2 separate regions of the Homo sapiens genome follow, and region 1 is linked to region 2. The links are chromatin loops, found by intact Hi-C in ENCODE. Cell type or tissue: endothelial cell of umbilical vein. All regions are shown on one strand. Links, peaks and the distances in the headings refer to the core of each region. The heading gives the core; the rest is flanking DNA. Region 1 overlaps MAST4 (microtubule associated serine/threonine kinase family member 4). Region 2 overlaps MAST4 (microtubule associated serine/threonine kinase family member 4).

Evidence for each region. Peaks named below come from ENCODE experiments on the same cell type or tissue, not always from the same donor. Only the 100,000 strongest peaks of a DNase experiment are listed, where the experiment ranks them.
Region 1: it touches region 2 in a loop (16-fold over the local background); 52 of 110 quality-filtered maps call a loop at or near these places.

The regions. Positions count from the first base shown.
Region 1 is chr5:66,807,659-66,823,934 of GRCh38, reverse strand. All of the region lies in intron 3 of MAST4 (microtubule associated serine/threonine kinase family member 4), which reads right to left. Among named protein-coding and RNA genes, the nearest start is that of MAST4-AS1, 190 kb to the left of the region's middle. In endothelial cell of umbilical vein, for the core only: a CTCF peak has its summit at 9,334 (motif pointing left); a DNase peak (open chromatin) is centred at 9,324; H3K27me3 peaks cover 183 bases.
Region 2 is chr5:66,852,906-66,869,181 of GRCh38, reverse strand. All of the region lies in intron 3 of MAST4 (microtubule associated serine/threonine kinase family member 4), which reads right to left. Among named protein-coding and RNA genes, the nearest start is that of MAST4-AS1, 140 kb to the left of the region's middle. RefSeq lists a silencer at 8,247-8,541. In endothelial cell of umbilical vein, for the core only: a CTCF peak has its summit at 4,429 (motif pointing right); DNase peaks (open chromatin) are centred at 4,571 and 8,451; H3K27ac peaks cover 1,700 bases.

The DNA.
Region 1 (16,276 bases), core at 4,890-12,889, 49 kb after region 2:
CCATTATTGTGATTATAATCATATCTTGAATGCCAAAGAGCAACACAGCTGTGAGATTAGTGTCTACATTTAAATTCCTTCTTAATTTTTGTACTTTATTTTCCCACATGTTTCACTTCTAAATATTAATAACAATGGCCGGCCGGGCACCATGGTTCACACCTGTAATCCCAACACTTTCAGAGGCTGAGGCAGGTGGATCACCTGAGGTCAGGAGTTCGAGACCAGCCGAACATGTTGGTTGGAGACCAACATGGTGAAACCCCATCTCTACTAAACATATAAAAATTAGTGGGATGTGGCAGCACACACACCTGTAATCCCAGCTACTCAGGAGGCTGAGGCATGAGAATCTCTTGAACCCAGGAGGTGGAGGTTGCAGTGAGCCGAGATCGCGCCACTGCACTCCTGCCCGAGCAACACAGCAAGACTCAGTCTCAAAACAAAACAAAGGCCAACATTTGTTGATCACATTACGTGCCGGTCATTGCTGTAAGTACTTTATATGTATCATCTCATCAAATCCTCACCACATAAGTGAAGAACCATTATAATCCCCATTTCACAGATGAGGAATCAACACTCAGAGAAGTTAAATAACTCCCTTAGATTCCACAGCCAAGCCAAGGTAGAAGTAGTGTATTAGTCCATTTTCATAATACCTAAAAGAACTGCCTGAGACTGGAAAATTTATAAAGGAAACAGGTTTAATTGACTCACAGTTCAGCATGGCTGGGGAGGCCTCAGGAAACTTACAATCACGGCAGAAGGTAAAGGGGAAGCAAGCCACCTTCTTCACGACATGGCAGGAAGGAGAAGTGTCAAGTGAGAAGGGAAGAGCCCCTTATAAAACCACCAGATCTCATGAGAACTCACTCACTACCATGAGAACAGCATGGGGGAAACTGCCCCCATGATCCAGTTACCTCTATCTGATCTCTCCCTTGACACATGGGGATTATGAAGATTATAATTCAAGATGAGATTTGGCTGGGGACACCAAGCCAAACCATATCAGCTGGGATAAGATACCAACCTTGGTCAGGTTGACTCCAGAGTTTGGGCTCCTAACACCATGCTCTACTGCCTCTTGGAGTTTAAACAAAGAAGGAAACAGTGCTTTCAAAGTGAATTCATAATGTGAAAGGTGTCAGATCCTTTAGCTCCTAAGGAAAAATGAGCATATCATAAGTTGTCAATGGTCAGAACACCAGAAAGAACATTCTGAATCCCCAATTCTCTGAGCCATGTGCCTATAAGAGAGAAACGCAGCAGGGCCCCAGCTACTTTAGAGGGGAAACTAGAGATACCCCCCTGGGCAGGAGGGGTGGAGGAAGAGGGCTGGTCAGAAACAGGCTTCTTTCTACTTTCCTCTTAAATGTCTCTGGGCCTCCACTCTGAGTTTGAACAACTCTTCATCCTTCTGACTTCAAAATTATACAGTCCTAAATATAACACATTTATTTACAATCAAGTGGATTCCACAAAACCAAGAGCACCCTTTCCATTGCCATGCCAGGCATAATACACATCCCTGCTAACTTGCGGGGGTTCTGGCAGCTCTTCATTTTCTAGTCTGATGCTTTTTCTGGAACTTACCATTGAAGGCAACTCCTTAATTCTCTTTCCTTTTAGGTGAAATGACTCAGGGCAAGGCTGCTCACTCTGTTCTGAGCAGTTCTGGGAAGAAAGGAGGAAAAACCCCAACTCTGACATCTGCCTTGATTTCCTGGAAGCCATGCCTCCCCAGTGTACTTAGAAGTACCAGGTGCTGAGAGCCAGTCCCCATGCAGGCTTTGCCAAAGAGAAACTCGGCAGGCCGGGCAAGTCCCTGAACTTCCTTGAGCTCTGGTTTCTCATTTGTAAAATGAAAATATTATGGGCTTATCATCAGGAAGCTGGGGAAGTGAAGAAGAGGCAACCTTCTGGGAAATTGAGAAACTGGTCTCACTGCCCTCAAGGTAAGGGCAGCCCATGCCCCTCACTGGGGACACCTGGTCCCTCCCTACTGAACCCACAGTCCTGTCTCCCAACCCTCCCCATCTTCCTCCAGGCCATTACCATCTCACCAAGCATCTGCTTCACACAGCTGCTCAGCTACCTTCCTGGCTTCAAGGATCCTGCCCTGAACATGCTCAAGGCTGAGGAGGGCACCGAGGTTTCCCAGCAGCCCCTCCTCAACACCCAAGTCAGACAGCAAAGCTCAGAAACCAGTGATGAGCTGAGCCTCACATGCCTAAAACACACACTACAGCATTAATGTTCACTCTGAGAACAGGTTAAATCCTTAACTGAGGTTGACATGAATCTTTATTACCATATAAAATTAATGCCATAATATTACAATACTACCGCCTGCTGTTATTAATGGCTACTCTTTAGGAATATTTACTATTCATTAAAGTAACATACAAATGAACCAGATATTAATTACCAGTGTCATCAAAACTCAAAAGTAAAATGACACCTGGAAACAGGTTCCACAATATTTAAAGTACCAGGAGATATTACACTCAGGAACAAATACCAAAACCACAGATTTTCTTTCCCTATATTTTAAAATAGTCATTTGAAATTTTAAAATAAAGTTCTAACCTCTAAAGTTAACAAAGGTAAAGAAACAGCAGACATGTACTGTATATGTCTTTTTCTCACCAAATAAAACAGACTTTAAACCTGTCAGAAAGACTAAAACAAGCGGCAGTCTGCCTTCCAGGGAAAGTAGGAATTTTTCCCACTCCAAATAAAAGAGAGGGTCTAACACCTTCCCACTGATAATACACCAAAGTCTGAATTTATCCAGAGTAGCATTTTCTAAAACACATTTCATTTAGCAAAAATTGCAGGTGGGATCAGTAGCAAGCATATGCCTATGAAATATGCCGCATCCCATGTTTCCTGTGTTCAGTTTTCCTTCCCACTTGCAATCCTGAAGACTTCTTAAATGTATGCGATTGGTGATTTCTACAACGTAACATGCATGATTTTGCTTAAGGCTTTTCACAAGAAAGCTATATTGCCTTGACGTTTGCATCATCTTTTTTTTTCTCTTATTATTTCTGGCATATTAGCCATCAAATCACTACTGACAATATGACAGGAATCATGGTATTGAAAAAATTACATCCTAGGAGGAAATAATAAAATATAAATCACATACATAATTTTCTTTTGAACATTTTAACAATGACACCCTTATATACATATGAAATATAGCAGACTATCCTCATAAATGCCCTAACATCAATCACAGCAGGAAAATATTCTCTACTTTGCAAACACACGAATCCAACAAAATATAGCATTTCTAATAAAACTGGGTAATAGAACTTCATTTTTTTCATATGAGAGTGTTTATGAAGATCTGACAATTGGAAATAGCTCCAATATATATTTTTTCAATTATGTCCCTTCATGTCTAAATGATGCACAGCTAACGCTGGGACCATGAACTAATATTTAGCAAAGTCCCATATGTCATATTAATACATAGATTAAGAAGAGAATAGATGAGTGAAGTGATGTTGGCAGTATTGTCATTGTATGATACCTATCAATTGAAAAGCTTTAGAAACTCATATGTTAACATGTATATTTACTGAAGATAATACTACTGGCATCATCTAAGTATTTTATGAGCTTCTGAAACACAGATTCCTACAATTATCCCTAAAGTGAAAAGATATACCTAGAGATAAAAGATCAAGGAAAATTATTATTTTTTTAATTTTGTACTCTATATTCCAAGTATAGCTACTACATCAGAGATTAGAAAAGCACATTCAGGCTATACATGTATTTAAAAATCCCATAGTGGCTGAGTGCAGTGATGCACACCTATAATCCCAGCACTTTGAGGGGCTGAGGCAGGTGGATTGCTTTAGCCCAGGAGTTCGAGACAGGCCTGGGCAACATAGTTTGTAATGTTTAAGAAGTTTGAAACCCCATCTCTACAAAAAAAAAAAAAAAATTAAAAGAAAAAACCCCACAAAAATTAGCTGGGTATGGTGCTGTGTGCCTGTAGTCCCAGCTACTTGGGAGGCTGAGGTGGGAGGATCAATTGAGCCTGGGAGATCTAAGCAGCAGTGAGCTGAGATTGCACCAGTGCACTCCAGCCTTGGGGACAGAGTGAGACCCTGTTGGAAAAAAAAAAAAAAAATCCCACAGTGAGGAGAAGCTAAGTTCTAGGTTAAATGCACTGTTGCCTAGCCAAACTTCCCCCCCAAAAAAACAAAAAATGTAAACACAAAATGGAAAAAACTCTGGAAAATTTTCTAAGGAGAAAAACCAAGCTGGTCACCCTGGAATTTAAAATATGATTGACCAAAGACATACATGTTAACTAAAATTAGTATGGAATCCCTCATGTGAATTAATCAAGCATTCTTTCTTACACCTGTGTCTTTATATTGACAGGCATTACAACACAGATCTGAAGCGCCTGTGCAAGCTGACTATTTTAAACCCTAAGTTTAAGATCATGTCTTCAGCCTTAGTCTACCTAGAGGCATTACGTTAAATGAATTCTGAGATTTTGACCACAAGCTTCACTCTGATCTTGTTTGCATTACACACACATAGCCAAGCACTTCTGGTGACTTTCACCAATATTGAGCAGCCAAATAGGTTTGAGAGGTATATATAAATTATTTTTTTTAAATAGCTAAGTTTCTTTCAGGTAGCAATGCAGAAGGCTAGATGTTCCCCCATGAATCTTGCTCGTCATTCCACCAGTCCCTGCATTTGGTTTGACTTCCTATCATCCTGCACTAACATGTCATCCACTTCAGACACAAATAGAAATGAGGCTGCCACCTGCCAACTAGTTAACAGTTAACAGTTGAAAGAGAAGTGCTCCCTGAGACTCTATCACATCACACGGTAAGCAATGTGTGTTCCCCTTCTCTATGACATTAACTCCGTCTTCTAGCATCCCTTAACTCTTTTTAACACAAAACGGGCTCCAGATTCTATCTCATTAATCCTCATCAGTTTCTTGAGAAGTAGAAAGAAAAGAGACCGGTCCAATTTACCAATGAGGAAAGTGAGACAATGAGGTTCCAAGAAGAGCCCAAGGTCATGAAAATAGTAAAAAAGGCAGAGCTAACAAGAGAATTCAGGCTTTGTATGCCAGAACGAAGGGCCCAGGTGGCCGCCATGTTCCTGAACACCTCCCCTTTTTCCTGCACTTTCCTCATCCTTCTCATCACCACTGCAGCAGCAATCCAAGGGCAAGCGCTGCCCTGCAGAACTTTCAGATAGACACACAAACAAATAAAAAACCAAATGTGCACGTACCCACACATACATATGCATATAGTGGGAGAAACAGAAGCATTAAGTGAAGATCAGACCAAGGAGATATACATAGGAAGAAGTCACATTAAGTATCACCTGAGGACACAGTATTTGTATTTATCTAGTTGAGCAAGAGGATGTGGAAATTACAATGTTTAAACTACAAGGGCACAGACCATAGTGAAATCTGTTCTGTTTTTTTTTTTATTTTTAGTGGCAAAATTTCTCTTTATACTACAAAACCACAGAGTCAAGCATCAATACTCAAAATACCATGTGATTCTTGGGGTCAAGGTATACATTGAGTCCATGGCTCTTCCCTAAGACTCTGATGAGCAGCTGCTCTCTCTTTTGCCTTTCTCCGTCTCTTAGTTCAAGAAAAGCAAACGTATGCCTAGTTTTCTTAATAACATTTTAAAATTATAAAAGTAATAGATGTCTATGGTAGAACATCTGGAAGATACAAGAACACCCTAAAGTCATATCTAATTTAAATGAGCAATGATTTATAACCAAAATGTACATGCACTCTTATGTATACAGGACCTGGAAACTACTATTAAATGTTGTCTTTAAAATAGCTCTTAAAGTAAAATTTAAGGATGGCTTTCTTTTACCAAAATCCATTTACAGCACTCTTCCAAAAAATGACAGTAGACGTTTAAGAAGTTTGATCCTTCTGGAAGTTGATTTAACTTCTTGGATTTATTTTCTCTCTAGCTTATATAAGAATTTAATAGGGGCTCTAGCACATTATCCTTAAAAATCAAGACAATCTATCTCAAGTTTTATACACTGATATAAAGTCCCTCTGTTCTGTTTGAAATCCCCAGCTCATTCATTTATATTCATTAATCTTAATGATATCATTAATGCACAATGTGTTTCACAGAAACTAATTGTATTTTGCCAGAATCAAACATTCACAATTATGCCTCCCATTATCACCTAATAAAATAAAATAAAATTTAAAAATTCTCAGGCACGACAATGAATATTTTGGTATATTAACTGATTTGCATTTTTAATGCTATAATAAATTGACCAGATTATCATCAATTAGATAAATTAATATTCTTTAAGTAAGGCAATGGGGAATTATTTTGTTAGAAATTGACAGCACTTTACTCTCACTTCCTTGAGCTTTATTGAACATAGGCTTAGCCCTCTTTGTCCCCTTATCTAAAGCTGGCTTTTGTGACTCAAGCTAATACCACACAACAGAACATATTCTTCTTTAATTTTATATACTTATCATTGCTTTAAGCAATGACAGGAGATTAGGGAGTCAATGGTTTTTCAAGTAAAGGAGAACTATCTACCTGGGCAATAAAAATGCCCTGAGTCAGAAGTACATGAATCGATTTGTTTAAATCATTGTATTACTATTTTGTTTTATCCCCTTGATTCAAAAGCCAATCACTAAATATCTACTATGAATCAGGCATTATGATGGATGTTAAGAATAGACAGAGGAAAAAGGCTCAGTCCCACCAGAATGCAGTCATGGGGTCGCAAGACACATGGATAAACAAATAAAATACAAGGAGATAAGTGGAGACCCAGGACAAGATACTCCAGGTGCTGGTGGGGCAGAAGCACCGAGGAAGGGAATAACTCAGAAGGGTGGGTAGAGGGTAAGGGTAGGTTTGAGAGACGAGGTGAACAGAGTCCAAAACAGTAGTTCTCAAATTTATCTGCACATTAGAATCACTGGAGGGTCTTTTATAAATTTCAAAAAAACTAAGGCCACAAACAGGCCAATTAAATCACAATCTCTGGAAGTAAGTAGTTTCTGAAGTCACCCCAGGTGATCCCAAAGTGCAGACAAGTTTAGAAATCCCAAGTCTAATGGAAGCAGAAATTCTAAGTGGGGTAGAGGATGGATGGGGAGCTGGGGGAAGAATGCCAAGCCCAGAGAGCCGCATGTGCAAAGGCAAACATGGGTAATGGAGCTGAAAATGCAGTGTGATGGCAGCCGGGGTACAGTGGGCCTGGCTCCTAAAGGCAGCCATTCTCTCCAACCTCAAACCATCCTGGACTTTGATACCTGTACAGATCTACAAAACCAGACCCCACAAATTCTGTCCCTTTCTCTTTCCAGGTTCGCAGAGTATAATTTCCTTCTGCTTACTACACTCTTACATAAAACAGCTCAAATACCTAAAAGACTTTCCTACTATGTTCCTGTAATATTTATCATAAATGATTATAAAACTTGAGGAAAGGTGAGGGGATGAGAGAGGTGATTGATTAGAAACAGAGGGAAAGGAAGCACTGATTCCTGTGGCCGTGAACAGGGGTGCCCAGTCTTTTGGCTTCCCTAAGCCACATCGGAAGAAGAATTGTCTTGGACCACACAAAAAATACATGAACACTAACAATAGCTGATGAGCTTAAAAAAAAAAGAATCACAAAAAAAAATCTCATAATGTTTCAAGAAAGTTTACAAATTTGTGTTAGGCTGCATTCAAAGCTGTCCTGGGCTGCGGGTTAGACAAGCATGCCATAAGATAATATTTTTAATCTCTTTTCACCAAAGACTAGCATTTGCATGGAATGGCAGGGCACTTTTCCTCAATCTTCCTCTAAAATTGAAGTTCAGTGAACTGGATAAGTCCTGTCTATCCTGGCTTTACTGAAGACATTACATGACTCAATTATTAAAAGCTAACAGGTTCCTCCTCCTTTTCCTCCTTGAGGTTTCTCTAATGCCACCTGAACCCTGGTGATGATTCCATACTTTACCTGACAACCCTGAAAACCTGTCACCACTCTCCTCTGGGACAGCAGGTAAGGACGTTTGTGAGGAGCCTGTTAATTGTACACTTCAACTGTCCTCTAAAGAAAACTGGATTCAAAAGGATGTATGTATCCTGTTTTACCTACAGACAAACCTAATAAATTAAATCTGATTCTTATTTGTAAAGCAATACCCTAAGCCATCATAAATAATACCAGTTTCTTTAGGGGGAAAAATAAAATAAAATCTGAATGCTTTACCAGAAAGAAGAATTTTTTAAAAACGTTATTTGTCTTCTGAAATACAAGGAAAGCAGTCTCCCCTTACACTCCAGGGATAAGTTCCAGGATGCCTGGTGAATGCCCGAAACCACAGATAGTACCAAGCCCCATATATACTGTTTTTTTTCTATTAAAATATATACATACGTATGATAAAGTTTATAAATTAGGTACAGTAAGAGATTAACAAGAATAAAATAGCACAATTATAACTATGCTGTAATAAAAGTCATGTGAATGTAATCTGTCAAAATACTGTACTGTATTCACCCATTTAAACCACAGAAAGTCAAGCCTCAGATAAGGGGGGAATATGTTACTAATTTTACTGCTCAGTTTTCAGAAGGGATACTTGGATTAAGAAATAGAAATGTCGCTTCCTTTATATGCTTCTAAAGAAGTATTTTTAAACATTTTGGTATAAAAATCATAACTAATATGTGCTCAGCATGGAGTTATTCATTTAGCTATGTTTAGTTGTGCATGCAATAAGAATTACTGATAATGCATTCTAGCAACATGAAGTCTATTCCTTCAAATGTAAGTTATACCTAACATGTTCCACTAATTTTTTAAAAAGTTACTGGTAGGAATCCCTCTAGCTCAAGTATGCACCATTTTCAGAACATAATTCAAATATATAAACCTAGGATGTCTAAACATCTTCCATACGTTATTTTATATACTCAGAATGCTAGCAAGATTAACAGCATTCTCTTACTTGCAGCAGTGATCTGCAGCCCAACTTTTGTGGGGAAAAAAAAAATCTCTAGGATGCATCATAAAGCTTTTTAATTTCAACAAGTCTATTAGCATTTAAAAAGTTCTTCCTGGCAATTTTGTTACAATGAGAGAATTAGAATGTTTTCTTCCCCCAGTTGACTTAGCAAATCACCTTGCACGTAGGGCATACCTTTATCTCACATGCTTGACAGATACATCTTTTTAAAAATCCCCAGTATTTTTACCTCCATCCCTTGCAAAGGAGATTTGCTGATGTGCCACCTAGTGGACAAACTACCACCTTCATCAGTGCATTTCACCTTGTCTCTGGAGATGAAGATCAGAAGAAATATATTTCAGAGGATCATCTAATGAGAAATGCGGAGCCTGTCCCATCAAAGGTGCTCTAGAAGGTGATGCTCTGAATGAGCCAGAAGGGACTGCTGGCCTCTTTTACATATCTGTGGCTGCTCCTCATACTTGATTAGGCGCAAGGGAGGTAGCCAAAGGTAAAAAAAGCCCCACAACAGGAAAATGCTTGCCCGAGGCCATAATGAAAGTGATCACCTCCCTCCCACGTTGATGACCCAGCATCCAAGAGCTCCCTAGCACTGAGGAGGCACAGTGAGCAATTCTTTATTTTTCCAAATGTTTGAAGTACATGTTGATCATAAACAGGTTATTCTGATTTCATAATTTGTTACTAGGCCAGGTAACATCACAAAACTGAAAAATATCTCCTTCCCTAAGGTCCCAGGGGAGAGAGAAGGAACAGAACAGCACTGTCTGCTCCTGAGAAGTGGCCCCTGGAGGCCCATCCTCCTCTTAACCCACACAGGTCCCCCGGATCAGGTCCCCCGGATCAGGTGAAGCAGAAAGTGTTCAACTCCTCTCTCCTGACTTTCCAGAGATGACAGACAAGTAGGATAATTAAAGACCTTATCACACTATCTCATGTTCCCAGTAACCTTCCAACAAAACAATTCTGAAAGCAATGTAAGAGTGCAGCATGCAATTCTTATTTTGTCTCCCCATCAAACTACTAGATTTGCATCTAACATTCCTTCTTTCACAACTAACTACTACTTCCCATGGACTCATTTTTCTGTTTCAAGCTGTCAGAAATAAAAATTCCAGGTTCAGAGTTAAACCACCTATTTCTTCTCATTAGGTGAAATATCTACTCAATGCCATGTAATTAGCAGTTTTATAAAACTGACACTTAAGTACCAATCTTCTGCTTTTCCCATTTGGATAATTTATAAGTAAAAATACATGGCAATGTTGCAAGACTCAGAGATATTCTGTTCAGAAGCTGCACCTGGAGGAAATTCTCCTGCATCTGCCTTTCCTAAGGGAGCAGAGATGGCCGAAAAGTACAAGAAAGGCAACTGAACAGCTGGAATCTCTTTCTGGTTCTTCCACTACACTCTTGTATGACTGTGGAAAACTCAGTTAATAAACTGTTTCCTTTCATTTGTCTTAGTTTCCTTGAAGGAGGGAAAAATACACTTGTCTGGTTTTACTCTCCAATATTTTAGTTTAAAATTTTTCAAACCTCCAGTAAAGTTGGAAGAATAAACATGCTTATACCCAGAATCAGCAAATGTGAACATTCCTCTATAATTGCGATACATATTTTGTGAAAATGCATCCCAAACACAATTTTTTCAATTTAATAGAAAAGTCTTGAGATGAAAAGCTCCCCACAAAGTGATAAAAAGTTAATAACTATATATTGAGCAAGATTTCCTAAGAATATTTTTTGTCAGGAATTAGATTTCCTCAAAGCTCTTGGAATGCAACAGCATTCTCATTAACACTTTCCAGGAAATGCTTCCATAAGAATGGTCAGTCTTAGCTGAATCCTAGAAACATTCCACTTCGGAGCTGGAAACCATGTGTTTCAAATGCTCCATTTTAATGATGCGCAAACTGAGCCCCAGTGATGCTGCTTCTTATCAGCACTAACTTTTTATTTCCCATAAATAATACACTTCTAAACTGCAAGAGAGGTGGTGACTTCAGAAGGAAAAGGAGAGAATAGGGAAGATGTGAACGGAAGGGAGCAGGAGCAGGTAACAACACATTGTCAAGAGCACCAGCTCCCAAAACCCACTGACAGCGCCCCGCAGCACACAGCATTACTACGTACCAAGGGCAATGCAGAAGAGCTGTCCATCTAAGCAAACCACAGCCTTTTACTACCAAATGTGCAAAATCCACACATTCACCCTCAGCCCTACAACTCCCTAATTCAACCGTCTGACCCACTTCACACGATGCAAGCATTTCTATTTTTCCGCTTTGTAGATTACGCTATTAATGTTTCTTCTGATTATTTCCTCAACACAGGTTCTATCGGAGCCAAGATTTGACCATGGCAATGAAGCTGTACCCGTGTGGCTCTGCAAGATAACCCACCTCTCTAAGTGAACATAGGCAGGGGCTCTCCTGAGGACAGACGATAAGTGTTCTGTTTCCTGGGCCATGTTTCAAGGTTTTGTGTTAGCGATGGGATTTCCTCTGTTATTTTGGTCTTCTACTCAAGAAATACAAAGGCTTTTTGTTCATAAAACTATCTAAGGCCATTTTCACAATCCCTAAATCGATAAAAATAATTCAGCAGCAGAATATTAATTTTCAGTAATATATCTTCTATTGATTGTTTCCTTGGCATACTTCCTGGTCTGGTGTGGCTCAGCGGTCAGCTCTGTACCCAATGGCTGTGTGGTAATGAGACTTATCGATAGCCTTCTAATGCATAAGATTTCACCATTATCCAACTAGCCCGCGCCAGCCTTGCATCATGTTGTTTGCGGTTCTCTCCCTCCCGACCCAAACACAGCCCTAGACCATGGCTAAGAAGCAGTTTACAGCCATCAACTGCTTCATTTGTAAAATTAGGGCACTCACGTACTCCCCTGTAAAATACTTGGAGATGTTTTGATAAATTACAGCCTAGGTACACAATTCCAGTATTGATTCCTAAAGTCACCAGGTTCTCTACCCACCCCTACTGCATTTGCAACTATCTTTTAAATATCTTTTCTCTTTTCTGAGGAAAGCATCCAAAAACCTGACAGGTACCATTATTTAGAGTGTGCAATGCCTTCATCGTTTGAGAGTAACAGGTCAAACTCATTTTCATTGCCCATTTGCTCCCTTTACATGTGAGTGCACTAGGACCCAACAGATGGCTAAATCAAGATGTTCACCAGATTAGACTTTCTTGACATGACTGACTACTAAAAAGCTTAAGATAACAGATGTTAACCTACCCAGAATGTATTATATGTTCTATCAAGACATCAGAAATACTCCGAGGCTTTCCCCAGCTCGGAAATGCATCCAATTTATTTGAATAAAAACAAAGAAAAGTGGCAAAGAAGGGGGCTGGGTAGAGAGACCAAGAACCTATTTCCCAACCTTTCCTGGATCATTTTCTCAGTTAAAGTTCTAACGTGTTTAGATGAGTCTGTCCTTTAGGTATTTTTTTCATGAATATAGGCTGCTTTTTATTTTTCCCTCCTACCCAAAAATGGTGTCATTAAAAACAAAAAGCAGAGTGCTGTTGCAGAGTAATATATTACCTTCACTAATTTGCAAACAATCAAGCTACATGTGGCCATAAGCCGTTTATTCCTGGCCACAGCCAGCCTAGGATTCCTCAGCAGCAGAGCTGAGAGGCAGCAGAGCGTTACTGACATCTCTCTCTGCAGTGCTCAGAGGCCAACTGTGAGGGAGCCCAGGTGGCCGCACAGGAGAGGCCAACATGAGCCACTTCTGCCTGGCAGATCCTCCAAGTCTCTGCCCGGTTCCTGTGCGTGCCTGGCCCTGCTCTATTCCCGAAAGCCATTGCCTGAAAAGCCCCTAGTGATGTTTTTCCTGCAAACAGTCCCCACTTAGAAGAATAGAGGGAAAGGATGTGGTCATTCTGCAAAGTGATAGCAGCATTATCATAACTTCTGCTTTCACAGGGAAGTCCTCTGGAGACTCAGCAGACACTTTCCCATCTCACTTTGCTACCTCCCCTCTCTGCTCAAGTTCAGCCACAAGTATGGATCAAAATCTCTACATATGGCCAATACCCTATGACAGTCAGTAAAGCCTATGATGGTGCAGGGAAGGCAGAAAGAATTGCAGAGAGGAGTGGGTAGCAGCCCTTCCAGAACTGTTGTCAGTAGGCCCAATGCTGGCTACACTGGAGAAGAAGGCAGGCAGCCCAGACACACCACTTCTCAGGGCAACAGATGCTTTGGTGGCACTCCTATTCATGCTTTTGGCCATATTAACTGGCTACTTACTTGTTCATCTGAGGACACAGCTAGAATAAATTTCCCAGCCTTCCTTGCAGTAGGTGTGGTCACCAGACTGAGTTCCAGACAATGGAATATGGGTAGATGTGTGCCACTCTTCAAGATCTGGCCCATGAACACTTCCCATGCACTCCTTCTCCCATATCCCAATCAGGGTGTCAACACCCAGGGGGACCTTGGAAGTGACATAAAGATAGCAGAACGTCTATCAGCCTGAGTGACCGCGTGGGACGGAGCATGGGCCTGCAAAAATGGCCCGTAGGTAAGGAAGAAACTAACTCTTTATGTTAAGCCAGTGAGAACTTCAAGGGTATTTGTTACACCATCCATCATTTAATACAACACAACACACTCTAAGGCATCCTGACTAAACACCAGGAGAAGACTTACCTCACCAACTACGAATCCCCTTACACCTAAAAGTAATGGTGTGCCAAGCATTCTCACACCGGACGTCACAGAACTCACAGGCTTTAAAACTGTTGAGAGTCCACCCCCCAGGGACTGGTCAGACAATTTATACAATGGTGTATCTGTGCAATGACATACTCTGCCACTATTAAAAAGGACACAGGAAAGTTGTAAGTACTACCATAAGAGATCTTCAGAATAAGTTCAAAAGCAAGTCTCAAACTGTGTATACCCCATCTCTACTAAAAATACAAAAATTACCTGGGTGTGGTGGTGCGTGCCTGTAATCCCAGCTACTCGGGAAGCTGAGGCAGGACAATCACTTGAACCAGGGAGTTGGAGGTTGCAGTGAGTCGATATTGCACCACTGCACTCCAGCCTGGCGACAGAGCAAGACTCTGTCTCAGAAAACAAACAAAAAGTCATATATTTTAATTGTACGTAGTTTTTTTCTGGAACAAGAAACAAATAGCAATAATTATTCACAGGGAGAAGAGAGAGATAAAGGAATCATTTTTTTATTTTATACCTTTCTGTATTCTTGGGATTTTCTAATATTGTATACATATCACTTCTTATAAAAATGTCAATGGAATAACAACCCTGTGGGCTACCTTTTCCTTTCTCATATATCCCTGTATTTAAAAAGCTACTGTGAAAATGCAAATCAGCAGCGATGAAGGAAGGAACACGACAACAGGATGACTGAACCTCTTCCTCCCAGGAAGATTATCCCCCAAATGAGGACACTACAAGTTGTTGTTGATCAACTGCCAATCACAACTATACAGTTCTGAATTTGTAATGGTGACATGGGTGACCATTAAGGCTCCTCTAGTTGATTAGAAAAGTGACATGTGGCAAGAACATTTCTAATTAGTGATCACTGTAGAAATGCCTTAAGGAACAGCTCCACTTAAGTTTTCTCCCAGATGAATTCATACGCCTTTCCCTCTGAGTCCAAAGCCAACTGTCTGAACACCACATTTTGGTGGCTGAGGGGAAGTTCTGTTTCAAACTATGTAGAGAAAGGCATCAAGAAAGAAAAATGTAGAATGCAGGAGATGTATACCTGCTGACAGGCAGCCACAGTGTAATCAACAGTTAGGAATGATCCCTCTGATCCAAGGAGAAATTCTAGGTCTCATTTTTTAAGTACCCTCAGAAAAGAAATACCTCTTCAGCTCCCAGTGAAGTGCTATACAAAAATGCTTCTTACAATTCAGAGTCTGGCTCATCTCTATTGCGTGGGTTTAATTTCCACGAAGGCAGGGAAAAGGCTGGTCTGGGACACATGCACCGCCTCCAGTAGAACACAGGTGCCTCCTGAGCTGCTCCAGATTTTGTTTAAATCACCTGAACACGATTCCACCAGAACACAGAAGGTAAGGCAGAGAAAATGTGTGTTTAAATATTCTGAGATAAATGTCTGGGCTACGGGATCAGGCACTACCAAATGCAGGGCAAAAGGATGCTGTGAACGCAAGTGATGTTTCTGAAGCACTCTCTTGTGCCCTGGCCCTGATCTGGCAATGGGAGAGGACACAGAGACACGACACTGGCTGGGCTTCAAGGAGTCCAAAGTTTCATGGGAGAACAGGTAGGTTAACAAAAAGTATAATTAGCCTAAAATTCGCACACAATACTACTTTTAAAAACAGAACATTCTTCTTGCTTGATTTGACCTCTGCATTATCTTTAAATATAAAGTATTCTGAACCAAAAAAAAACCTAATTTAGTTAATAGGGGCTATTTGACATGAATGTTAAACTGAGTTGTTTAGAAAACCAGAACAGAGCTTCGCAAGCCAGAGGGGCTGCCCAGCCTGCACAGGGCATGCCTACAAGAATGGGACCTGCCATTTAACACTTCACCTCCTTCATGAGACAGCAGCACTATCCACGAGTCCCCCTGAGCAGTCCTGTAAAAAACTACCTAACAACCTCAGGCTGCGGTGTAAAGCAATGCTCTTCCCACAAAATTCCGCTGGACTGAACACGACAGAATGATTAGATTCATGTCTCCCACTTGGCGAGCTGAAGACTGTGACACGGAAGCTGGGAAAAGAGTGCATTGGACATTCCACCTCAAGACTGTCTGCAGAGTTTCAAACACATGTAGTAATAGAAGAAAGGGCAAGGAAAAACATGTGCAGTGAAGACCAGGGTGGCACAGTAAACATTATCCTTGGAGTGAGTCAACTGTTCTTTTCCATCATAGCCTCAAGGCAGAGGGAGGTGGATGCTGCCATCTAGAGATATCCAGGAATATCGGCTTTGATATCAATGCAGCCAACACAAAAGCACTGATGGGAGTGGAAGTGGAAGACGGCACAGTCTTAGGGAAGCAGCTGCCTGAGGGACCCATTCTTTCTGGAACCAGGTCCTCATCCAGTTTAGGGAGAGGGCGAGGAGGAAATGCCCAACAGACAGGATGCCTTTAGCCCTACGGTTCCCATGAGTATGAGAATGCAAATTCCTCTATGCAGGGAAAGTGGGGC
Region 2 (16,276 bases), core at 938-8,937:
AATGTAAATAAATAATTATCCTCATTAATCTATGTGAAGAACCGCCCTTACTAACCTTCCCTATGGAATGATTACAACTGATTTAAGAGTTCTAAAGCACAGTGCCAGGCTCCTACTCATCGGGAAAAAAATTAATCTCAGCATTAAATACACAGTTACAGTCAATGTGCAAATTAACTAAATCCTGGGCCTGTGGTTTATTGCTCTTCTTCTGACTCCAAGGTGAAAATGTTATTTTATTTTTTAATTAGCTAATTGTACCATGAACTCGGCAGGGGGCAGATGTTGATATTAAACCCAGGATCTGAATCTTAAACTCCCAGTAGGTGGGAGACTAATTTAAAGAGGGCAAGCACATCCTTTAAGGGTTAGGTTTTTGAAACCTGGTGTCCATTTTATGTAATTTATTTTCAAGTACAATAAATCTGTAACAATAGTCTGCTTGTAATGAACAAATAGGGCTATGAAATAATCAATGTATTTACACAGAAATTCCAGTAATACATCTTCATAGAAACAAGGAAGAGCCTGGAGGATTAAAGTCATTTAATAAATTGCATATGGAGTGAAAATAAAGGAACTGTAAACAGCTCACCACAAGTTTTTCTCCATGTGACTGATACCTTAAACTAACCTTAATTTTCAATGAACTAGTCACTTGGTATCCTATTGCTAAAAAAAAAAAAAAAAGTTTGTGATGGTTATTTGCGTATATATATACATATACGTATATACACATATATATGTATATACATATATATACACATATACACACATATATATATGTTAGTTTGGTGACACTGAGACTTTGTGGAAAGGTGCACATAGCTAGAACCAAGAGGGGAACCTTTGAGAAGAATTTAATTCCTCAGAAGCTGAACATGCCTGCTTCTTCACTATAGGGAGATCCTACCTGAAAATATTTTTCTTTCCCTATTCCCAGTCTTGCTACCTACCAGATCCTATGACACATCCAAGAAAGGTACAAACTCTAAACCTTTGAGCTTAGTCACTTAAGTACAGCTATTATCAGTTCAATCATGTAATACTTTATGCATTTTTGAAAAAGCAACCAGGGCTCTCATAAGTGGTATCACAGGGAACTGATGATCCTATATAACAGGTTTGTTCACATAGCTTTCTGTGTTCAGGAAAACATTAAATTATGTCACTCAACACTAAAGGCAAAATTTGTGACTTCATTTTCCCAAATTCTAAGTTCTAAGAATGCGTTTCTCTTTTTCTAAATGACAGCCTTCAGACTCTGGCACTGTCATTCCAGACTGAGATATCAGTCTCCTGGTATCACTCACCTCCTGGTTAATGCCATCAACATCAGCAAAATAACAAATTAGATCTGGGCAAGCCCCACAGGGCTCTAAACTGAATGGCTTATTTACATATGCAAATAGGGCTCTTCACTGCAAGGGGAGCTGGCTGAGGAAGAGGTGGATTCCTCACCATTAGTTTTGTGAAAAAGGAAGCACATTCTATTGCTCATGTGAACCCAACCAAAATCATTTTGCTGGGATAACTATCATTAATAAAAGAAGCAACTCTCAGTTATGTAAATAAACTCTTAGAGACTAACAAAAGAAGAGTTGACATGTGCATAATGAAGAAACTTAATGAGACATATTTCATCTCTATGCTAAATGCTTTCACCAAGCCTTCTCTTATTAAGTCATTTTAGAAATTATAAATATCCCTTAACACTACAGATCATACTTTTTAAATAAATTATTGTTCCCCTAACATTACAGATCTGATAGCTTAGTACTTTAGCTTAATTTGCATCATGTAAACATATTTACAAGAATGCTCTATGGAAAACAATGTATCAGGCGTGAAATAATGGGTGCCCAGTGAATTTAGTTGCTAACATCAGACGATTTATAAAAGCCTAATTCTTTAAATCAGGTATAAGTTATTGTATATCAAAAGGAGAGGCACAAGGAAAATTTAAAACTAAGTATATCTATAATTTTAGCATTAGTTCCATTAAAAAAAATCTGTCATTAGGCATTTCTAGCCTAGAAAACCAGAAAATCATATATCGGAGCATATATTTGAGGGCCTCCCAGCCTGCTTCTTAAAAGTCCATTCAAAAGAGTTTTAATTAGCTGGGCATAGTGGCTCACGCTTGTAACCCTAGCACTTTGGAAGGCTGAAGTTGGGGGATCCCTTCAACTCAGGAGTTTGAGACCAGCCTGGGCAATATGAGGAGACCTACTTAAAAAACAAACAAACAAACAAACAAACAAAAAAGCCTGCCGTGGTAGCCCACGCCTATGGTCCTGGCTACTCGAGAGGCTGAGGCAGGAGGATCACTTGGGCCCAGGAGTTCAAGGCTGCAGTGAGCCGTGATCACGCACCGCACTCCAGCCTGGATGATGGGGCGAGACCCGGGCTCAAAAGAAAAAACAAAAGCAACAACATAAAAAAGAGTTTTAATTCTGAAAAGAATCACATGCATTTTCAGAGAAGAATAAACTTATCTACTCACCTCTGAGATAGTTTATATCTCACCCCCAACCAAACCTCTTACTAAACACTACATTTAAATGTAACAAAGCCATTACAAATAGGCACTATTAAAGAGATCCCTGAACGTAAGTAAAGCCATACAGGATTATACAAAGTCAAAAATATTCCATGAAAATAAGTCAATTGATAGAATCTGTAAGACAGGGAGATTTAACCATTATCAAGCCTATCAAAATAGGGATCAGAAACCCAAATGAACATCAAAGAAATGTGCCGTTTAGAAGTAGAGCACATTTTCAATTATGACATCATAGGCTTCTAAAAACCCACAGAACTAATCACAATTTATGAAACTTCTATTATTAATAACCTTGTAAGGAGAAGAGATCATTTTCTCTCATCTCCAGAAAAGTCCAGTTAAACGCAGACTTTTCAAATTAGCTTGAGAAGTGAGTCACCAAAATGGGATCTCCCCATCGCTGAAATGCAGACCCTACGACGGCAGCTAACTTTTTTCACCCTAATGTTCATATTTTACATCATGAAATAATACTTGCCAATACTTTTCGCAGCAACTACCAGCAACGTACTCTATTTCCTGATTTTTTTTTTTTTTTTTTGAGATGGAGATTCACTCTGTCACCCAGGCTGGAGTGTGGTGGTGCGATCTAGGCTCACTGCAACCTCCACCCCCAGGGTTCAAGCGATTCTCCTGCCTCAGTCTCCCAAGTAGCTGGGATTACAGGCATGCACCACCACGCCCAGTTAATTTTCGTATTTTTGGTAAAGATGGGATTTCACCATGTTGGCCAGGCTGGTCTTGAACTCCTGACCTCAACTGATCCGCCCACCTCAGCCTCCCAAAGTGCTGGGATTACAGGCGTGAGCCACCGCACCTGGCCTATTTCCAGATTTTTCAAACAAATGCTGATCTTTACTTACTGAATTGATGATGTGACTTGTAATTAAAAACAGCCCTAAGAAAGTGGTTTTTAGACTGTGATGAGACAGGGCTAGGGAGCTCATTATAAATGCTTTAGGTTGTGTCCTAAACTTTCAGTCATTTATTAATTTTTTCCATATCCATGTAGCACAAGTACTATTACATATACTACATGTGATATTTTCTTAATAGTTTTATTTAAATAGATGACTTTTTAAAAAAACTTAAATACTTCCATTTTAATGATGGCCTATGTAATAACATCTTGAAAACATGTCTTTGTAATATGCATTTTTCCTTATACATATTTAAAAATATTAAATGCTAAATTAAAACTATTTGTGTACTGACTAGTGTAATCCTGCATGCAACCAGTGGTGCCCACCCTACCTCTGAAAAACCAATTCTAAAGCATGGCTCTCAGTGGAAATGAGTGGTCCAAGCTTTATAGTTTCAGAGGCAGCAGTGGTAGAGTGTGATGGTCACCATAGCTGGCATGTATGACTCTGTCACATCTCCTTGACATTTCCAACTATCTGAGATGTCAAACAGGGACTGCAAATTTCACACGTCCCTTGACAATTCTTGACTTTTGCCCACCAAATCCACCTTCCCCAGTGTTTGTCATCTCCAGCAAAGAACACCACCATCTACCCAGTGGCTCTAATGACTCAGGAGTCAACATTACTGTCTCACCCTTGATCTCAGTTTTTCTCTCCTGTTCTCTCTTTCATGGGCCAAACAACTAGCACTGCCCCATGTCTAATGCCTCGGCAAATCCTACCGGTTTTAACTTCATAATATATTACAAATTCAACCCTTTCTTACTTCCAGTGTCCTCAACCTCATCTAAGCCATCTGTGTCAGTTTGCTAAGGCTGCTGTAACACAGTATCATAAACTGGGTAGCTTCAACAACAGAAACTGTCTCACAGCTCTGGAGGCCAGAAGTCTAACATGAAGATGTTGGCAGGGTTGGTTCTTCTGCTGGCTGAGGGAAGGAACTGTTCCAAGCCTAATTTTGGCCTCTAGATGGCGGTCTTCTCCTTGTGTCTTCATCCCATCCGCAGTATTGGGGGTTAGGACTTCCATGTATTTTCGGGGGGGGACATAATTCAACCCATAACACCATCTGAGTCATCCAGACTTCAGCAATAGCCTCATATCTCTCTTCCGTTACTTTTGCTCTCTGTATTCTACCAAGGGAAGATGCCGTAATATGCAAAGATGCCCTCATAAGACAAACCATGTCACTTTCCTCCCATACCTCCCCTGCCCTTCCCTCTACTCTCTGGGTCCAGCCTGGCGGCCTGTCTGGATTCCTATGGCTCGCCCGCTCCCGGCTCTTACTTCACTGCAGCCACACTGGTCTTTGCGCTGTTCCCAAACCTCTCCCAGAATGTTCTCAACACAGGATCTCTGGGATTCCCTTCACTGGAAAACATTCCCTTAAGTATTTTGCAAAGAATGCCCATGCTTCATTCAGGAATGTTCAAATGTCCCCTCCTCTAAAAGAGGGATGCTCCCATCACTCCTTTTCCCCATCTTTACATTATAACATTTATTATTACTGGACATAATACTGTATATGTATGTTTGTCTTTCTGTAAGCTCCATAAAGCCAGGAACTTTGTCTCATTTGTTTTCTACCTGGCACTTAGTAGGTGTTCAATAAATATTTATTAAACCAATCAATGAAGTAAGTGTATATGTGTGTGTGGGATGCATAGTTACCCATCATCAGCTCAACCACACACAGTGTTTCAGTCAGGATTCCTGCAAAACACACATTGAACTCTCACACTGGGTGGCTTGAGAAGAATTTGATTAAGGGATTACTTACAAAGGAGTAGGGCTCTTTTTCCACCCCTAGGCCAGAAGAGGAAAGGGAGGAAGCTGCTTCCAGAACCTAAAAGAGAAGAGGTCACCTGACAGGTGCCCTTCTTTTTTCAGTAAAGCATTCAGCCATCCAGTGCTAAAGCCACCAGCAGGGAGCCAGGGAGCAATGATTTCGATCACATTCTCTATTCTCCCTCCTTCTTGTCTCCTGTCTCCTGCCAGGATCTCCCCATGGGGCTGAACCCAACCAGACACCAGAGGCCTGACGTGTGGCAGCTGAGGAGGTGGGAGAAGGAAAAAGGAAGAAGAAGAAAGGGTGCAGAGGGAAGAAAAGAAAGCATGAGAAATGGGGAGAGGAAAAGAAAAAGGGAAAGAGGTAGGGGTGGGAGGAGAGAGAGGGAAACAAGGAGGAGGGAGACATGGGGAAAGGTGCAAAGGGATCTGGAGGTCAGACCGAAGCCGGAAGGCACCTGCACAATCACTGGGCCAAAGGCAGCTGCAACCACAGTGACTCCTTTCCTTATTCCTTCTCTGCCCAGTCCCAGTTTTTTAAAGAGCAAGTGGTTTTCACCTTCAAAATTTTTCTGTTTTAGAAACAAACACTGTGGACGTGCCTATGTGTCTGATGGGACAAGAGGCAAACAATTTGAGCGGGGAAGCTGTACAGTAGTTTTTCTCCTCTGGCTCTCACTTCCCAGAAATGCTGAAGGGGTGAACTAGATATTATCTGTGAAGCCCACATATCTAATCACTGGGATTTTTCTTTTGTCAAGGTTTCACATTACTGTAATTTTTGTAGGTCTGCAGTCTCAACTCAAAAGAAAAACCTGGGATTGGATTCCTGATGCAATTCTTACTTTGAATTCAAATTTACTTCCCAACCCTGTTATACTTCAATTTACCTTTTAAAGTTATTCAACATTAGGAAAGTAGAAAAGCCATTCTGTACAGAATCCACTCAGATTCCATGGAGAAGGGAGTTCTCTGAGGGATAGCAGGAAGAGAAACTGACACAATTCTCCTCCTGGCCACAAACTGGTGGTACATACAGGGCCAGGTCACTCAGCCTTCCTGGACATCAGCTTCCGAATCTGTAATTAGGCATGGAGATTTGAAGTCTGAAATTCCAAGACCCTGCCTGAAAGCTAGTTCAATTTGACAAAGATCAAAAATATCCAAGACACTCTGTTTTATAGACGAGTAAATTCAATTATTGGGCTCATGTCATAGTTCAAATTTCTGGTAGCCTTCATAATATGTGTGTTTTGGAAATCATGGCATTGACAAACTATTTAGAAAACATTTACCTTGACTGCTGTTCATAGAGAAATGTGTGGGTCTTAGACTATATTATATCCATCGGTCAATGATCGTTTGTTAGAGCATTTTAAAACATTACATATCGATTCAAATTAATGAATTTTATGTCAAATACCAGTTAACATATTTTACCATAGACAATAAGTTTATGGCTGTAATTACTGACTGAAGCTCCAAAAACACAGCACAATTATACTGCAGCACATATGTCAGCCCACTTATGTCCCTTCAGTTTAGAAAAAAATCTAATGATATCACATGGCACACATTTTTTAATGAGTGAAATTACAAGATACCTAAATTAAGAGAACCAATTTTCCACTGGGAAATTTGGCGGGGAAATCTAAAGGTAAACCAATTTTCTGAAGGCAGAATAAAATTTTCAACATAGCTCTAAGTTGTACCCAAAGCAAATTATTGCCAACTAGTAATATGGCTCTGATAATTAGACTTGATTGGTGTTTAAATTAAGCAGGGGATGTGCTACACTCCTCAAACCTGTTTTGACTTGTTTCATTTGTGCTAGCAGGCATGAACAGAATGGCCAGGGTCGCAGGAAAGGAGAAGCAGCCTGGCTTTGCGGATTGGGGTAGGATAGCATTTATCTGAACTCTCTCTCATCTGGCAGTTTCTTACCACACAGGTTCCTATGTGAAACAGATGAAGAGCCCACATACACACCAATCATCATTACAACACTGAACACCTAATAGAACAGTGTTAATCTATAACACAACAATAATCACATCTTCTACCGGGGTGTAATCACTATAAATTCTAGGGTGGGGTATATGGATAAAAGGTCATCTTATCCCTCCCTCTTATTAATAAAAGCCCTGAGGCTCAGAAGACATGAACTCTGCATATTTCAAACAAATGCAAACGAAATCATCCTCATTCATGTTTAGGTCACACTGCCATAATGTCATTCTGTACTCTTTAACACCTACTTTTACCAGGAGAATGTAAAACACAGCATTTTGGCTCCCCACAGTGGTTCCACTGCTAGGCTTTGCCCTGTGGGGCTCACATAGCATGTGTGGAAGGCACTCTCTATCATAGTGAAAAAGGTCTAAATGACCCACAGATGTTTGTATTCTGGCTCTACATGCCTAGCAGAGCCTCAGCTTCCCCATCTGTAAAATGGGGATAATAACAGCTACCTCCATAGGGCTGTCAGATATGCCTATGCCATATTCAGCACATCCGTGGCATGAGTAAACACTTCATAAATGTTGGTTATTAGTGGCACAAAGAAGGCTCTCAGCACCTGCTGATTTGTATCACCTTTAACACTGACCCAATTCACTTCCAGTTACAAACTCCTCATAATTGATTTCACAGGGATTTTAAGCATTTTTTACATTTTTGAATGAAAGCACTAGAGCCCAGATAGGGGCTTCAGGTCCCCATGAGCTCCAGACTTTGTGGGACCACTGATACCTCGGATCCCCCATCTTCACCGAAATAAATCACATGTAGCAGAAGGATGTAATAGGTGCCTCCAGTTACTGTGACCCAATTATAAGGCAAATCCTGAGCAAACCTCTTTGAAAATAACTGAGCAGTAACTCCAGACTAGGAGCAGATGGCCCCATAGCTGGCCTTCCGAGCACCAGACTCAGGTGCTGCATTTTGTTGCCCACCAGCCAGGGATCCCAACTCCATCATGAAAGTGCTTCCGCCATGCACAGCGCCTTTCCCATGCTGTCAGCATACTTCCACTCTGATTGTCCCAGGCGCCTAGTGGCATGCAAAGTAGGAAGGAAGCATGCTAAACAATCAATGAACAAACTTGGTTTGTTTGTTTTTTTTTTTTTTTTGGTTTTGTTTTTTTAAGTTCGCGGCTGGGAAGAGGTGGGAGGGAAGTGCTGAGGCATGGGGAATAGAATAAGGGCAGATGACAGAAAGATAGAAGCACAGGAAGTGTTTGGAAGGAAAAACAAGAAAGGCTGCTGACGAAAAATACTCCAGAAAAAAAAAACGAAAAAGGTGATCTTTGCCAAGAAAAATGTGCTAATCTTATGCAGCTGAAAGATAGTTAAAGAAACATTGTAAGATTTCTGTCTTCAACTCCTTAATTCTTAATCCTGAAGCATTCCCAAAGGAATAAGGAGTATTCCATGACCTATAGCTATAAGCACCACTTCTCATAATTGTGAACCTCTGTTATGGGCAAAAATAAAATGCCAGGATAGCATTTTTTATTGCCTCAATAAAATTGCAAGGCAATAATTTGCTCTCTAAAAGAGCAGATACCCTTGTGGATCTGTGATTTTTTAAATAGTTAGCAGTTACATATAGCAGTTCCTATGTGTTACACTCTGTTGTGTATTACATGTATCAACTACTGTAATGTTTATAACAGCCCCAGGAAATGCTATTTTTATGCCCATTTTACAGATGAGAAAATAAAGGTATAAAAGGTTTAAAAATGTGTCTGAGGTCACAGAGCTGATAAGTGGAGCTGGAATTCAAATCTAATTTGGCCAGGGTCTGTGCTCCTCACTACCACCCCAAAGAGCCTCTCCTTAGTCATAACTGATTAATAAAATATATCAAATCATTTATTTAAGGTGGCACTGAGTTATCAGTTTGACTTTTTAAGTTCAGTGACCTCAAGTATGCTGAGATGTTTTGGGGACTTCCAAGTAACTACTTAAACCAAAGTCTATTGCTCTATTAAAAGTTCAATTCTAAAAGAGCCATAAACAATATGACCTACAGTCTCAGGCATGCCTGCCTAACTTTTAGGATGATGGGCCCTTAGGCAGCACGGCACTCTCTTCTGCCATCACTGCTATCACACACTCTGAGGATGTGAGATGCTCATGGACCGTGCTGTCTTCATTAAGTTATTCTTCCTCTTGTATTTAAATCACTCATCTCATGTGATATTGCACTCAATGACAAGCCTTCACCCAGCTTCCTCAAAACCAGAACATTTAATTCATTCCTCAGTATCACTGCTTTCTAATTACCTTTGAATTTGATAAAAAATAGGTGGTAAAATACAGATGCCCCTTAATCTGTTACACAGTCTAAAGATGTCAATGAATTGACAGTCCTGGGGGTTTATGGGAAAGGTAACAGGTTTAAGGTAATGGGGAGGCAAGAAAGGACAGGGGTGGTAGGATTGGAGAGAGAACCAAGGGTCAATGAAGACACTGACCTGTGTCTTAAATTAAAATACCAACACCAACAAAAACTCCAGTATTTTAATACTTACATGTAGTATAGTATTAAGGAATGTCTAAATACCAAAAAGGTAGAATGGTAATTACCAACAGAGAGGACAGAATAAGAAATCTTAATGTATGTCTAACAGATCACAGAAAGGAAGATTAGAGACAAGAAAAAGAGGCAGTATTTAATTCTCATGCTGCACAACAAAATAAGAAGCGTTATATTGCTGTGATTTATCAAGATACTAAAAGTCCTCACTAATGCAATAGAAGAAAAATTAAGAAGCAAATAACTAGAAAGCTATTCTATTTGCAGTTGATAGAATGTCTCTACTAAAACATCATGAGATTCTATTAATATACATATTATTTTTGATTAAAAGAGCTCAGAGATTTTAGATACAAGATCAATATACAAAAATAAATAGTATTTATATATACTAGTAATAACCAACTAGAAAACACTGAAGGAAAAATGATATAATTCACAATAGCAATAAAAATCATAAGGTATCTAGAGATACATCTATCAAAGGATGAACAACATCTATATAGTGAAAAGTGTAAAACAGCTTAATAGGCACAAATGAATACAGAATTAACAGAAACATATACCATATACATAGAAGGAAAGGCTCAAATACTCCCCAAATTAATTTCAAGAGCCACTGTAATTCTAACCAAAATTATAAGTAGATATGTTTTGGTGAAATTAAACAATTTTAAAAATTTACTTAAAAGCATAAATAGCCAAAAATATCTAAATCAATTCTAAATAAAAGAAGAACAAAAATAAGAGACGTGCCCTACAAAAGTCAAGATTGATTACAAAACTGCAGTTGTTAAATCATGTGGGATTCACTCATGAATAAATAGACTGGGGCAAGTAGAGAACTGAAAAACAGACCCTAACACCAATGTGAATGTAGTATAAACTGGAGGTGGTGAAACAAACAAGAAAAAAAGACACACTAAGTAAATGATACACCACAGATTCACTCTCTGCCTGGAAAAATAAATTTGATCCATACCTCACACCATACTCAAAAATCAGATGAATTAAAAGCAATGTCAAAACACAACTTTAAAATTTTAGAAAAAAAAAGCTGGGTGTGGTAGCTCACACCTGTAATCCCAGCACTCTGGGAGGCTGAGGCGGGAGGATCACTTGAGCCCAGGAGTTTGAGACCAGCCTGGCCAACCATCTTTAGTAGAGATGGTAAAATCTGTCTCTACTAAGAGTACAAAATACAAAAGTATTTACAATATGTAAAAAATATAAAAATTAGCCAGGCGTGGTGGCATGCACCTGCAGTCCCAGCTACTTAGGAGGCTGAAGTAGAAGAATCAGTTGAACCCAGGAGGAGGAGGTTGCAGTGAGCTGAGACTGCACCACTGCACTCCAGCCTGGGTGAGACAGTGAGACTCCATCTCAAAAAAATAAAAAAATGAAAAAATAAATTTAGAAAAAAAGATATTTTATGACCTATAAATAGGAAAATATTTCTTAAATAGGTAGAGAAAGTAAAATTCATAAAAAAGGACTGAAAAATTGAACTGCATTAAAATTCGGTCCTCTACTTGACAAACGACACCATAAGTAAATTTTAAAGAAAACAGCAGACTGAAATAAGATATTTCTAATATCTAAAACAGATACATTAATAGCAAAAGGGAAATAATAAAATTAGTGGACAAAATATATGACCCAACAACTTAGAATAGATGAAACCCAAAATGACCACTAAACATATAAAAAGATACACAACCTCTTTGGTGTAATTTAGTAAAAACTAAAGTAAAACAACAAAGTCATCACTTCACACCCATCAGAATAGTGCAAATCAAAAAGTCTCAAAATGTTGGTATAAAAGAAAACAGATCTGCTGGTAGAAGTGTACAATGATTCAGAACTCTGACAAGTTTACTGCAATATCCATTAAGGTTAAAAATGTGTATACTATAGAACCCAGCAATTCTGCTTCTTGGCATAGATCCTACAATCATACTCACCTACAGACAGCAAGCAATCCACACATGGATGTCCACTGAAGTATCGTTTGTAACAGTGAAAACAAAAACCCAAACTAGACACACCTAACATGTTTATTGTTAGGGGAAAGGATAAACTGTGGTATATTCATGAGATGAAATAGTAACCAGCACTTAAAATGAATGAACTAAACCTGTATGAATCAATGTAGATATCTAAAAATCTATTCTGAGTGGGGAAAAAAAGTTCCAAAACGTACATGACAGAATAAAAACACAAACTAGAAATGTGCATATCAAATCTATGACAGTGTTTGCTTCTGGGAGGGAGGGCAGAGAAGGGAACAAAAGACTGAGGAGGGGTTTTCGGTCCTGTTACATTTCCTTTATGTTTTAAGTTTTCTTCTTTTTATAATATCCAATTGCTTTTATAAAGAGTACTCTCTGAAGAAAAATGACAAAATGTAAACTTTAATTTTAGATGTCAGATAGAGAGGTGTTTGTTATATCATTCTCTATGTTATTCAGCATTTCACAACCTTTTCAAATTATTTTAAAGACTGCATTTAACAGCTGGACATATAGCCATATCACCATAATTCTTGTCCAGGTCAATATTTAAAACAAGAGGACAGTCTAATTTAATAAAAAGCACAATCCAAAGATCTTCCTACAGTAATATGGGCATAAGGGCTGTCTTTGTGCAAATGCACAGTATTTGACTCAAAATCAGATATAAGCAAAATCAGATTTAAAATCAGGAAGGCAATCAGTCAGTATGTGTCTTCCTGATAAAGGCAACACACAGGAACTTCTAATCTTTTCCTCCAGACAGCACTGACATTGACTGGCACATGTGAGGGCAATTAATAACTCTTCAAAACTGAGACCAATATCTCACTTTTCTTTCTGTTCAAGTGGAAACAGTAAATAAATCAACTTAAAACTTCCAGTAACTACTATACAAAAGGATTTCTCCATTTAAGTTCCAGGTGAAAGCTAACCATGTCTCTGATCTCCCACATTTTCCCATCCAAACCATCAAGGTCCTACCTGGGATCAGGCCTTAGTGCTCTGTCTGCAAGTGCAGCTGACACCTACACCACACAATCGGGAGTCAGGGAGGCCTGCATCGCACCCTGCAGGTTCTCCCTGCACCCTTTGACATCAGCCTTAGCCACAGTGGGGACTCAGTGCAAGCTCAGACTAACCTCATGCAAAGAGTGTCCTATCTCTCTCTCTTTTGTTTTGGTTTTTGAAACAGGGCCTTGCTCTGTCACCCAGGCTGGAGTGCAGTGGTGCAATCATGGCTCACTGCAGCCTCAGACTCCTGAGCTCAAGCAGTCCTCCCACCTGAGCCTCCTAAGTGGGACCACAGGCGCACACCACCACACCTGGCTAATTTTTAATATTTTTTTCTAGAGATAGGGTCTTGCTATGTTGCCCAGACTGGTCTCAAACTCCTGGGATCAAGTGATCCTCCCAACTCAGCCTCCCAAAGTGCTGGGATTACAGGCATGAGCCACCAGGCCTGGCCAAGTATCCCATCTCAAACAGACACACTTTTCTTCTTCTGCCCCAGGCATTCTCCAAAACCATGTAAGCCTACTAAGGCCCAGAAGTGAAACAAAGTCCATTCCCCTGGGAGAACAACCATCAACCAATGAGCACAGGAGCTGGTGGTGCATACATGTTCTGGTTTCCAATAAGAGTCCTTCAGGTAGCCAATTCCAGAGTGTTTCTTTCAGTGTGTCTCAGGAGGTGTCAGTCAAATGACATTCCCGTTGCCCATCACAGCACCCTTACACTGGCATTGCTTCCTTATCTCTCCTCCCTCATTCCTGCTTCTTGACAACATCCCGAAGCTACTTGCCTTCAAATTCTCATCTCCAGCTCTGTTCTCAAGAGAACACAAATGAAGCGAGCAAACACCACCTAGTCCAGCTCTAAATGTATTTTTCTTAATCGTGGATTCTACTTGCATTGGGCCATTCTTCCATTGCTATAAAGAAGTATCTAAGACTGGGTAATTTATAAAGAAAAGAGGTTGGTGCTGGCATCTGCTCAGCTTCTGGGGAAGCCTCAGGGAGCTTTTAATCATAGCGGAAGGTGAAGGAGGAGCAGGAGTCTCACATGGCAATAGCGGGAGCAAGAGAGAGGCAGGTGGGGAAGATGCCACACACTTTTAACCATCAGATCCCACAAAAGCTCACTCATCACCAAGGGGATGGCTCTAGGCCATTCATGAGGGATCCCACCCCACAATCCAACATCTCCCACCAGGGCCCACCTCCAACGCTGGGGATTACATTTCAACGTGAGATTTGGTAGGGCCACAGATCCAAACCATAGTACTACTACTTTCTAAATACTTGAGTGTCAAACAGCATGTGAACACAGACACAAAAATAAACAGGATGAAGTCTCTGTTGTCAAGGAACTCACAAATCTAGCAAGGCAGAATTCGCACACACTTGTCATAAAATGTGACAATGGGTAATGTCAAGGCGGGTACAAAATATACCAGAGCACTGAGGAAAGGGTGACTGCTTCTGCTTGTGGAGATGCTCCCAGCTCACATCTTTTTCCTCTTCTAACTGATAGGGCAGCATTTACAATGGTTTCCAATCATCCTTGGCTCCTGGCCTTCATACCTTTTTTTAGTCTGTCCTTGAGTATGGGATTTAGTGGTTCACTTCTAAGGACTAGAATACAACGGAAGTGAGGAGGTGTCACTTCCCAGATTAGGTTACAAGACTGTAACTTCTCCTTCCAAGAAGAAGGAGGGACTGCCCTCTCTTGCCCTCTCCCATGCTCCGTCTGATGGAAGTGAGTTGTCATGCTATGAGCCGTCCTATGAGCAGAAGAACATGACAAGGATCTAAGTGGGCTTGGAAAGCAGGTGGTGCCCCAGTCCAGCCTTGAAGTAGCTGCAGCCCCAGCCGATACCTTGATATTAGCCTTGTAACAGACCTGGTGCCAGATCACCCAGCTAAGCTGCATCTGGATTCCTGATTCACAAAAACTATGACATGGTAAATATTTGTTGTTTGAAGCAGATATGTTTTGGAGTCATTGGTCACAACTCCATAGATAACCAGTATACACACTAATCATGATATTAAATCACCAAAATATGGATAAATAGTCTAGGCAAAGAGTGTCTGATACCTGATTCTTGTTCTTTCACATACTCATTCAATAAGCATCTACTGTGTGCTAGGCAGTATAGGCACAAAGCTTAACTTTTAAAAATGACACCAGCCGGGGGCAGTGGTTTACACCTGCAATCCTGCTACTGGGGAGGTTAAGACCAGCCTGGGCAATATGAGGAGACACCATCTTTTATAAAAATAATAAATAAATAAATAAAAATGTCAGTCCCTGCCTTTGTGGAAAAAGCAAATTTGCAAAATTTGTAGCAAATCTATTTATGCAACTTCCCTAACTTATTTTAAACTATGATTTGTTATAAATGTTTAATTTCTACTGACCCTTTAAGTAATTTATTAAATATATAATTAAAATAGCTTTGCTAAATTAAATGCACTTTATGTTTGATGCAAGATACTTAAAGGTTTATTCAATCTGTTTAAAACATAAGTTATATATTTAGAAAAGAATTCTGATTTCCTTTTCCACAAAAAATCCTTGCAGGAATTAGGTCTTTTCCTTCCATTCATTCAAAAAACTATTCCCACAGGCAGAAAACCCATGAAGCAGTGAATTGAAAAACTTTATGTCCAAACATTCTGTAATATTTTCCAAATCAACTATTTTGAAGTCTACATTCTCCTCTTTCTGATGAGACTTAGTAACTTCTGCACAAACTCAGAATAAACATGTAAGCATTACTGAACAAGATTACTTAGGTGAGACTTCCATCTTCTGTGATATAACTTTTCCCTCTCACCATATACTAACAAGAAGGGACAAACCCATAAAAACAGGAGGGTTCTTTCTCACTTATTCATGAAACACTTCTTTAATACTATTTATTTTTAAAAATACCATCAGCTTTTCCACAGAATCCTAAGCATCCTACATAAAGAAATATGATCATTTAGAATAAATAGAAAACAAAGATATGGGGAAATGATTTTTCAGTGACCTACACACAGACACACACACGGGACCTATTAAACCTATGACTAGACCAGTTACACTTACTCCGGGTAGATTAAATTATCACACTGGTTATGCAGGCTTTTCGAACATGCCTCTATTTTCTTCCCATTAATAGAATCCACTTTAACTAACATGACTTGAACAAAAGTTCACTTTCATTAGAAGCAATAACTTGACTCTACCAGTCATGGCACAAGGCCATGAACTAAGGAATAGAAACCAGAATATATGGGAGGAAAATCACAAAGGGACTTGATTTATTAACCACCCTCCTCTTAAGACTCACTCTGGGCTTTGACCAGGGTGTACCATCCACTATGACACTGTTGAGAAGAGTATGTCATTTCTGTTTTCCACTTTCAAACAGGATCCTACAGTCTTCC